2 separate regions of the Homo sapiens genome follow, and region 2 is linked to region 1. Evidence: read pairs that join two places in POLR2A ChIA-PET (ENCODE). Cell type or tissue: OCI-LY7. All regions are shown on one strand. Each heading gives the region's core, and the rest is flanking DNA. Links, peaks and the distances in the headings are about the cores only. Region 1 has its middle 6.5 kb from the start of ID2. Region 2 has its middle 110 kb from the start of LINC01814.

What was found. ChIA-PET counts read pairs that join two places held together with the same protein. Peaks named below come from ENCODE experiments on the same cell type or tissue, not always from the same donor. Only the 100,000 strongest peaks of a DNase experiment are listed, where the experiment ranks them.
Region 2: POLR2A ChIA-PET joins it to region 1 with 6 read pairs; 16 of 35 experiments call an interaction of 5 or more read pairs at or near these places.

What each region holds. Positions count from the first base shown.
Region 1 is chr2:8,686,331-8,690,727 of GRCh38, forward strand. No RefSeq gene overlaps it. Among named protein-coding and RNA genes, the nearest start is that of ID2, 6.5 kb to the left of the region's middle. In OCI-LY7, for the core only: no CTCF peak of the experiment used is centred there; no DNase peak of the experiment used is centred there.
Region 2 is chr2:8,470,551-8,474,947 of GRCh38, forward strand. No RefSeq gene overlaps it. Among named protein-coding and RNA genes, the nearest start is that of LINC01814, 110 kb to the right of the region's middle. In OCI-LY7, for the core only: no CTCF peak of the experiment used is centred there; a DNase peak (open chromatin) is centred at 2,231; H3K4me3 peaks cover 1,074 bases; H3K27ac peaks cover 3,053 bases.

The sequences.
Region 1 (4,397 bases), core at 196-4,195:
TTAAATTTTGTTTTAATTTTTCTGAACTGCTTAATAACTATTAACCAAGAACGCCAGTGTTAGTTAAAGCAGTGGGAGGTGGGAGTCGGCCTCCTTTTCTTATTCCAAATCCTAATGAGAATCGATCACATTTCTTCCATTTAGTAGGATGTGACTGTAGGCTTCTGTTGTAATAGATACTGTTTCTCAATTTTTGGAAGAGCCTTTCAATTGCTAGGCTTGTTGGAAGGGGTTTTTTTTTTTTTTTTTTTTTGAGAATTTTAAATCATAATTCGTGAGTCAATTGGTAAAATACTTTTGACTGCATTTACTGATATTATTTTTGTCTGGTGGATTACACTGATATTTCTGATACTGAACTAGCCATGCATTTCTGAAATAACTCCTACGTGAACATCATATATTATTACTTTTTATATCCACCGTGGATTCTGTTAGCCAATATTTTATTTTTGAAAATGAAATGGAACTGTGATTTACTTTCTTGTGTTGTCTGTAACTGGTTTTTGAATCAAGATCATACTAACCTCAAGCAATAAATGTACAGGTCAGTTTACATTTAATTTTAGCGTTCAAAGCCATGAGTGCATCCCTGAAGGTCGGCTAACGTGTAGTCTGTCTATTTCAGAGGTGAGCATTGAGTAGCCAACAGCACACAACCAGGCAGTGGGCAGACGAACTCAGTCCAGCGCTTTTTCAGGAACATAAAAAGGACTTTCAAGTAGAGGGTGAAGATGTAGACTCTAATAGAAAATAATATTCTTGTCAATAAGGAGCTGCTTTATAGAGCTTTTAAAATCCACAGCTAATAATTTGTGCGGCTCTCTGCAGGGCAGGTGCAGAGCCATCCCAATCCCCTTCAGCTTGACACCCCATACATCCTTCCAATTTTTGATGCATTTTGCTACCGGAAAAGGGGTTTCAGACTTTGAGTGTCTTTCTGGATGCTGATCCAGAAAAGGTGTTGGATGTTTTTCTATTTCATCATAAAGATACTTTGAAGACCAGGGGCAGTGGCTCACGCCTGTAATCCCAGCACTTTGGGAGGCCAAGGTGGGTGCATCGCTTGAGCCCTGGAGTTCAAGACCAGCCTGGGCAACATGGCAAAACCCCATCTCTACTAAAAATACAAAAGTTAGTTGGGTGTGGTAGTGCACGCCTGTAGTCCCAGCTACTCAGGAGGCTGAGGTGGGAGGATCTCTTGAGCCCAGGAGGTCAAGGCTGCATGATTGTGCCACTGCACTGCAGCCTGAGTGACAGAGCGAGACCCTGTCTCAGAAAACTAATTAATTAATTAATTTAATTAAAGATAATTTGAGTCAGAGGCAGCATAAGTTGAGAAGCTCAACAACATGTGTTTTGTTTATTGCTGACTAAAGTAGGCATTATGAGGAGCACCGCCTGAGACTGTAAGGAAGGAAGGAGATTTTCCAGAGGCCCTGAAGGAAGATGCAACAGAAGGACAGTGGGAAGAGCATGCACACATTTGTGGCAGTCCTGAGTGAGGGCACCAATCCCAGTAAACTAGGGCATTGGCCAAACAGGAATTACAGACAAGTTTTTACAACCCTGTGAAGCAGGGCATTGAAACTGATACTACCACCCAGGATCCTGGAAGGCCTGAAATGTCGGTTATTGATTAGAAAAAAATAATACTCATTAGCTCAGGAAGATCATAAGGAAGCTTGTGTGTGAACCTGAGCTCAAGAGGGAAATGAAAATCTCCTCCGAAAATTTTTACCCATAAACATGCCCTTATGGGCAATGGAGATTCAAATATGTACTACCCACTTGGTTTGAGAAATTTTGATGCTGAGAAATTAACACAAAAATGGGTTTCTGGCTGGTGATACCCCTGGAGTGCTTGGAAGTGGCACATGCAAAGCTTCTTCTCTGGAGAGAAAATTTCTCAATACAGACTACACAGAATTCTCACATTTTCACGGTTGGGTGAAAGTCAGTTTATAATTCAAAAATTTTAAAAACACTGAAAACAATTTACCATGAGAGAATCAGTAGCTAAAATGAAGAGAAAGATTAGAAACAAAAGATCTAAAATGGCTATAAAGTAAGCACAACTAAGATGATTAAAGAAATTTAAAAATTAAGCAAGAACATAAAAAATCACAATATACAGTATTATATATAAAAGAATAGGCAGATTTGAAAACGAACAACATCAAAGTGCTTACATATAGTTATTGAAAGTGAAAACTCAATGAAAATGTTAAAACCCAGATTAAAAACTACTGGAGAGAGAATTAATGAACTGGGAGATGAACCTGAAAAAATTACCCAGAATGAGCACAGAGAGATAAAGATAAGATAAATATGAACTCAAGGTAAGAGACAGAAAGGATAGAGAGAGAAGTTCCAACAAGTATGGCAGACTGTATCAACTGGTTGTGGCAGTAGAAGGGAATCTGTCACAGTAAACGTTCAAGCAACTTGAATGTTAGATATATCTTCTCTTAAAGGCTTTTAGTCAAGCTAATATTCTGCACATATACATGTTTTGTTTGGTTTCAGACAGGGTCTCTCTGTCACCCAGGCTGGAGTGCAGTGGCATTGATCACAGCTCACTGCAGCCTCAGCCTCCCTGGGCTCAGTTGATCCTCTCACCTCAGCCTCCTAAGTAGCTGGGACTACAGGTGTGCACCACCACGCCTGGCTAATTTTTTCTATTTTTTTTTTGTAGAGACAGGATTTCACCATGTTACCCAGGTGGTCTCAAACTCCTGGGCTCAAGCATTCCTCCTGCCTTGGCCTCCCAAAATGCTGGAATTACAGGTTTGAGTCACTGCACCCAGCCCACATATACATGTTTTAAAAATTAAGATGAAAAAATCCAACACAATTAGAAATAGGAAAACAGTAGCAATAGAGTTCACAGATAAAGTAATCAACAGCCTGTAAGCATACAAAAAGATGGCCAATTTCACCCATAATAAGACAAGTGCAAATGAAAAACTATATAACAATTCTCACCCAACAAATGGGCACAAATCCAAAAGTTTGACAATATACTCTGTTGACAAGACTGTGAGGGAAACAATCTTGTATATTGTTGATGATAAAATACTCTGACCCCTATAAAGAGGAATGTGGTGATATCTAGCAAAATTGCATATGCATTTACTCTTTAACCCAGCTTTCTCCCTCCTAGAAATCTATCCCAAAGTTACATTGCAAAAATATGTAATACTGTATGCACCAGGTTAATAGATTTGGCATTGCTTTTAATAGCAAATGACTAGAAACAACCCAAATTTGGGACTGTTTGGAAAAGCTCTAGTATACTAATACATGGTGATGTAACGCAAAGAGGAGATCTTTATATACTGACATGGGCTTTCCAGGACAAAGCGTCAGGTGAAGAATGCCTAATACAGAACAGTGTATATGGTGTGCTAGCTTTTGTATGAGAAGGAAGGTGTAATAGTAACACATAGATTCATATTTGTTTATATTTTCAGAGAAATGAAATGGAAGAAAAAACTAAAATTAATAAAAATGGTTATTGATGGGAGAGGCTAGAATAGAGTGGAGGAAGCAATGTTAGAAAGGGAGTGTAGTATTTCTGAATGTATATTCCGTGTCAATCTTTCACTTAATGGGTTTACTAAACTTTGACGATCATTGTCTAAATCGACTACTCCTTTAGTTATCACATTACAGTGAATACATTCATCATTAGAAATTGCAGCATGGTGGCCAGGCGTGGTGGCTCACACCTGTAATCCTAACACGTTGGGAGACTGAGGTGGGTGGATTGCCTGAGCTCAGGAGTTCAAGAGCAGCCTGGGCAACACGGTAAAACCGTGTCTCTAATAAAATACAAAAAAAAATTAGCCCCCGGGCATGGCAGTGTGAGCCTGTAATCTCAGCTACTAGGAAGGCTGAGACAGGAGAATCACTTGAACCCAGGAGGCAGAGGTTGCAGTGAGCTGAGATCGCACCATTGCACTCCAGCCTGGGCAACAGAGAAAGACTCCGTGACTTTCTAACTGTTTCAATTATGGTTATCTGAAATCCAGCTCATACTGAAAAGTCAGGAAAATGCTTAATTATTTCTCTTTAATTCTCCATTTTTACAATTATATTGTATTAAATGTGGTATTTCTGAATGTATATTGTCATATAGTTTTGACTGAGATATGTAAATACTTTTTACAAATTACATTTAAAAAACAATATGTAAGTAGAAAAAAATGACAACAAATGGACCTAATTACGTCTCAAGTTAGTAACATACGCACACAGAGGAAAAATGACCCCAACTGACCTTCGACAGTTTCACTGTACATTCCCAGTGGATCTATTCTAAGGACAAAAAGAACTGCAAAGAAATCATAAACTTCCTTTAGTAGCCACATCGCTAGTAATAATATTGGTAT
Region 2 (4,397 bases), core at 101-4,100, 220 kb before region 1:
AGAGTTCACAGGACTCAACTATCCCAGGCTACCCAGATGATGGCTGCCAAACTGGATTACAACCCAGGTTTTAATCTAAACTAAATCCAACTAAAAAGGAGTAAATGTCTGAAAATGCCAGTCAAAGCACGAAAGGTTAAGTGGCTAAATTTGGCACCTAACCACATCAACCTCTGTGGCTAAGAAGCTGGAAAGTGGAGACCCTGACTTCTACTCCTTTATAACTTCCCACAGTACCTGGTCCAAAATGTGCTCAGGCAGGCTATTCATACGTGTTGACAGCTAAGTAACCCCCTTCCCCAGATGGTCCCAAACATCCACAGAGGCCTAAGGCTAAACCACATATTTTTTTCCCTTTTCCCTTCAAGTCACCTTTCAACCCACACCAGGACTCCTTCAGGGAACAGCTGGGGGTCCCTGAGTCTCTTGCTGGAGGGTCTGCACCATCCTCTCCCTGTCCCAAAGTTCTCTGAGTCTCTGGACCTTTCTGTCCCCCTGTCTTCCCCACTTGGACTCTACTTCATCTTAGAGATGCTCCCATCGGGTTTGGGTTGGTGACGGTTATCCTTAGAGGCACAGGTGGGTCCTACCTCCATCCTGGACCAGGGCACCCTTCCTTCACGGTGGCCATCCCCTCATTGCTAGCAAAGCCTCTGTGGCTCCCTGTCCCACTGAAGATTCCCACCCTGCCAGGACTTTGGAGCAGAAGGAAAATTCCATCTGGCCTCACATTTCACAGGTACTTCTTGAGTGCCTGGGATTTAACCTCTCAGCTCCTCAGTTTCTCCATCTGTAAAAGTAAAGGAGGTCAGGTTGGATGATCTCTAAGCTCCCTTCCATCTCTGTTCATTGGTGATTCTCAGTGCATGAACATTTTTAAGGATCACTGGAAGGGAGTATAACATAAATAATCAATTTAGTGAAAACACATACATTCCAATGAAATGCAAATTTCTTTAAGATGACTATAGCAGTAGTGTAAAGTGAGTCTGGGTGATAGCATGGAAGTCATCCCTATACCACCTGCAAAGGGACTGCCCTCAGGGAAAAATAACTGAGTAGTAAAGGAAAAGGAAGTGATGCTATTTTATCATGTCGACTTCCAGGTATATTGTTTTAAGCTATTTGATGTTTTGGCTTTTATGGTAGGAAAAAACATCTACCTGTAGAATGTTCAAATGAGTTGTCCATTTTCACGTGCACATTACAAACCAGAAGAACATTTATCATATAAGGTAATGGAAGCCTGTTTATGTAAGCTTGTTATGTTCAAGGCAACAAATTCAGAGTGTGTAGGCTGTACGTACAATGCAGTTTTTAAATCTGCTTACATTAAAAATTCTTTCTTTTCTGACATCTTCTGGTTCCTTTTTTCCTTATCACAAGGTTTCCTGAGCTGGGCTCCATAGACATTAAGAGACTTCTGGATGCACCTCAGAGGTGCCCTCAGCCCCCTAAAGTTGTGGGGCATATGCACTCTTTCATAGTGGCTTTCATCTGATTTTCAAAGGGACCCTTGCCCCGCAAAGTGGCCTCTGATTATGCTTCTCGTTCATAGGCAGGGGAGAAAAATTTCCCAACAAGACCTGTATATGGATAAGCCACCTAGCAGAAAGAATCTCAATTCTGGATCAGAGAGACCTGGGTTCACGTCAATTTGCCAGCTGAACTCTACTTTTGGACAAGTTAATTAAATACTGTGATTCTGAGCTGCCTCCTTTCTGTAAAATGTGGGTGATAGCATTTGTCTAGTTTACGAGTTACTGTGAGGATGAAATTATTTGCTCTCTGTAAGCCCCAGCACACCATTTGTGCTCAATGGCTGGTAGACCCCTCAACACTAAGGAAAACCAGAGCTGCCTCCCCAGGGTAGCTCCCAGCTCACCAGCACATCCTGCAGAGCTGTAAGACTAAAATGCAAGCACAACTCAGTCAACTAAACCTCACTGAAATCAATGTTTCTTTGCCTTCACAAGTTCGATTTCTCCTCAAGATGGTTTCTATGCAGTCCCCGTGAGAGTTGACTGAGAATCACCATACACCAGATGTCTAATCCCCAGGTTCCAACACCTCCCTCATGCAGCCACTATAAGAGGAAAAATGGCTTCCACACCCACCCAAAATCTTCGCTGCAATGCTGTTTTGTCCTTCCACCTTGGCCAATAAAGCCACTTCCTTGTGCTTGAGGCACCTCAGTATCCCACTTCTACTTCTTTCTTGACTTTCATTTCTTATACCTTGTCTTGAGCCACATCCTCTGTGCTAGAAACAGCTCCCACTTCCTGCTGGCCCAGCACCTCTGAGCACTTCCTCTCCATGGCTATACTCTTTCAGGAGTTTCTACACCCATATCACTGGGGGCTGTTTCTAAACCCTCCTCCGGTTGGGAAAGTGGAAAGTTGGTAAGTTCCCTGTAAAATATGCTGTGTGCTAGAGACCAGGAGGCCTGTCCAGTTCCCTATGTCCAATATGGGACAGCTCAGAACCTCTCATTCCCACCTCTAAGCAAAAGCAAGAGTTTTCATGTGAGTTTCTGAAACTTGGCACTTAATGCTGTTGTTCTCATGGTGTTGAGATAAGGAATACGGGTCAGTGTATGAACTCCAGCTTCCCCACTAACCGGCCTGCGATCTTGAGCCCTTAACCTCTGTGAGCCTCAATCTATTAAGTAGATAAGACGCAGTCTGTATTCAGATGACAATTACAAGGTTGGTATTAGATTCTATGGTCAGGCAAGACAAGGCCTGCAGGAGGGAGGAAAAGGGGGATTCTTCCTGGCTGAGGTAAGGAGGAAGGGAACATCAGAGCTGAGCCCTTCCAATTCCCATAAGCCCTATAAAGTTAGATTTATGTAATAAGTTTATTATAGAAGAATAATAGTAACCATTTATGGAATACCTACTTGGCAACAAGTGCTAAATATGCCTTGTTCCTTACCCTGGCAACATGGACCTTCGTGTTCCCATTTTGCAGATGTGGAGTATGAGGCTGAGAGGTACATGACTTCCCTCCAAAGCCTGGTGGAACCAAGTCTGTCTGGAGGCCCTACCACTGCCACACACCTTCCTGGTGTTATTTGTAGCTCTAGAAGAAGAGAAGGACTCTAAGGTCAAAGGTGTTAGAGGTATTGTAATGAGATGATGAACCAGGAGGCCTCTGGCATTCCCTCTCCCTCTCCTAAGATGGTCCTTCTTTACAGACATGGGCAGAACTAAAGCCTTGGAAAGAGCCTAAGCAGACAAGCAGCCAGGGAAAAGGGCACCCAGGTCCTGGCTGGCACCAGCCTGGCTATGGAGTCCTCCCCACAGGAAAAAGATGCCGATGTCAAGAAACTCAAGCTTAAGTCAGTAACAGCACCCTGATGGCCTTGGTCACTTCCTCAGGGCACCTGGACACACCCCAAGGCCTTACAGAATTTCAAATTTGGTTCAATGGCAGTGTCTGATTTTCTAGACTTACAAATCTGTAGATTATCCAGAAGAGCAACCAAAGTGCAATTATTTTTATGGTGGTCTCTGCTGTAAGACATTTTGCAAATTCAGAGTCCTATGCTTCAGAATGAAAGCTCTTCCCAAACTCCAGGGTCAATGGATTAAAGGAATGGATCTGGCTCTTGGCAGTGCCTGGGATGGCCAACATGCAAGCTCCCTAACCCCTTACCTCCTCCCTAACCCCTCACCTGTGTTACAGGTGAGACAGCCCTGTCGGTTCTCCTAGGGAAGGGGAGATGCATCAAACTGATGACAGCTACAGAGTGCTGAGACACGGAGTGGACATGGACACCAAGATGGCCGTAGGAGCTGCTGATGAAGCAGTGCCCGAAGTGACTGCTATTAGGAATAGCACAGAACGAGTTTCTTCATCACCTCCTTCGAGAGGGTGCCGTGATGGAACAGACGTAATTTTCACCCTCAGCTGGGGTGGACACCCTGCTATACAGTGATTAGCTCTGTGATCTTGAAGAGGTCATTTCAATTCTTGGCCCTTTGTTTCCTCATCTGTAAAATAGGGTTGACAACGTCCACCTTACAAAGGTTTCATAAGAATTAAAGGAGAGGGCTGGGCACAGTTGCTGACACCTGTAATCCCAGCACTTTGGGAGGCCAAATAGGGCAGATCACTTGAGGTCAGGAGTTCTAGACCAGCCTGGCCAACTTGGTGAAACCCAGTCTTTACTGAAAATATAGAAATTAGCTGGCCGTAGTGGTGCATGCCTGTAATCCCAGCTACTCGGGAGGCTGAGGTAAGAGAATCGCTTGAACCTGGGAGGCGGAGGGTGCAGTGAGCCAAGATTGTGCCACTGCACTCCAGCCTGGGTGACAGAGCAAGACTCTGTCTCAAAAAAAAAAAAAAAAAAAAAAAAGAGAGAGAATCAAAGAAGGGGATGTGGGAAAAGC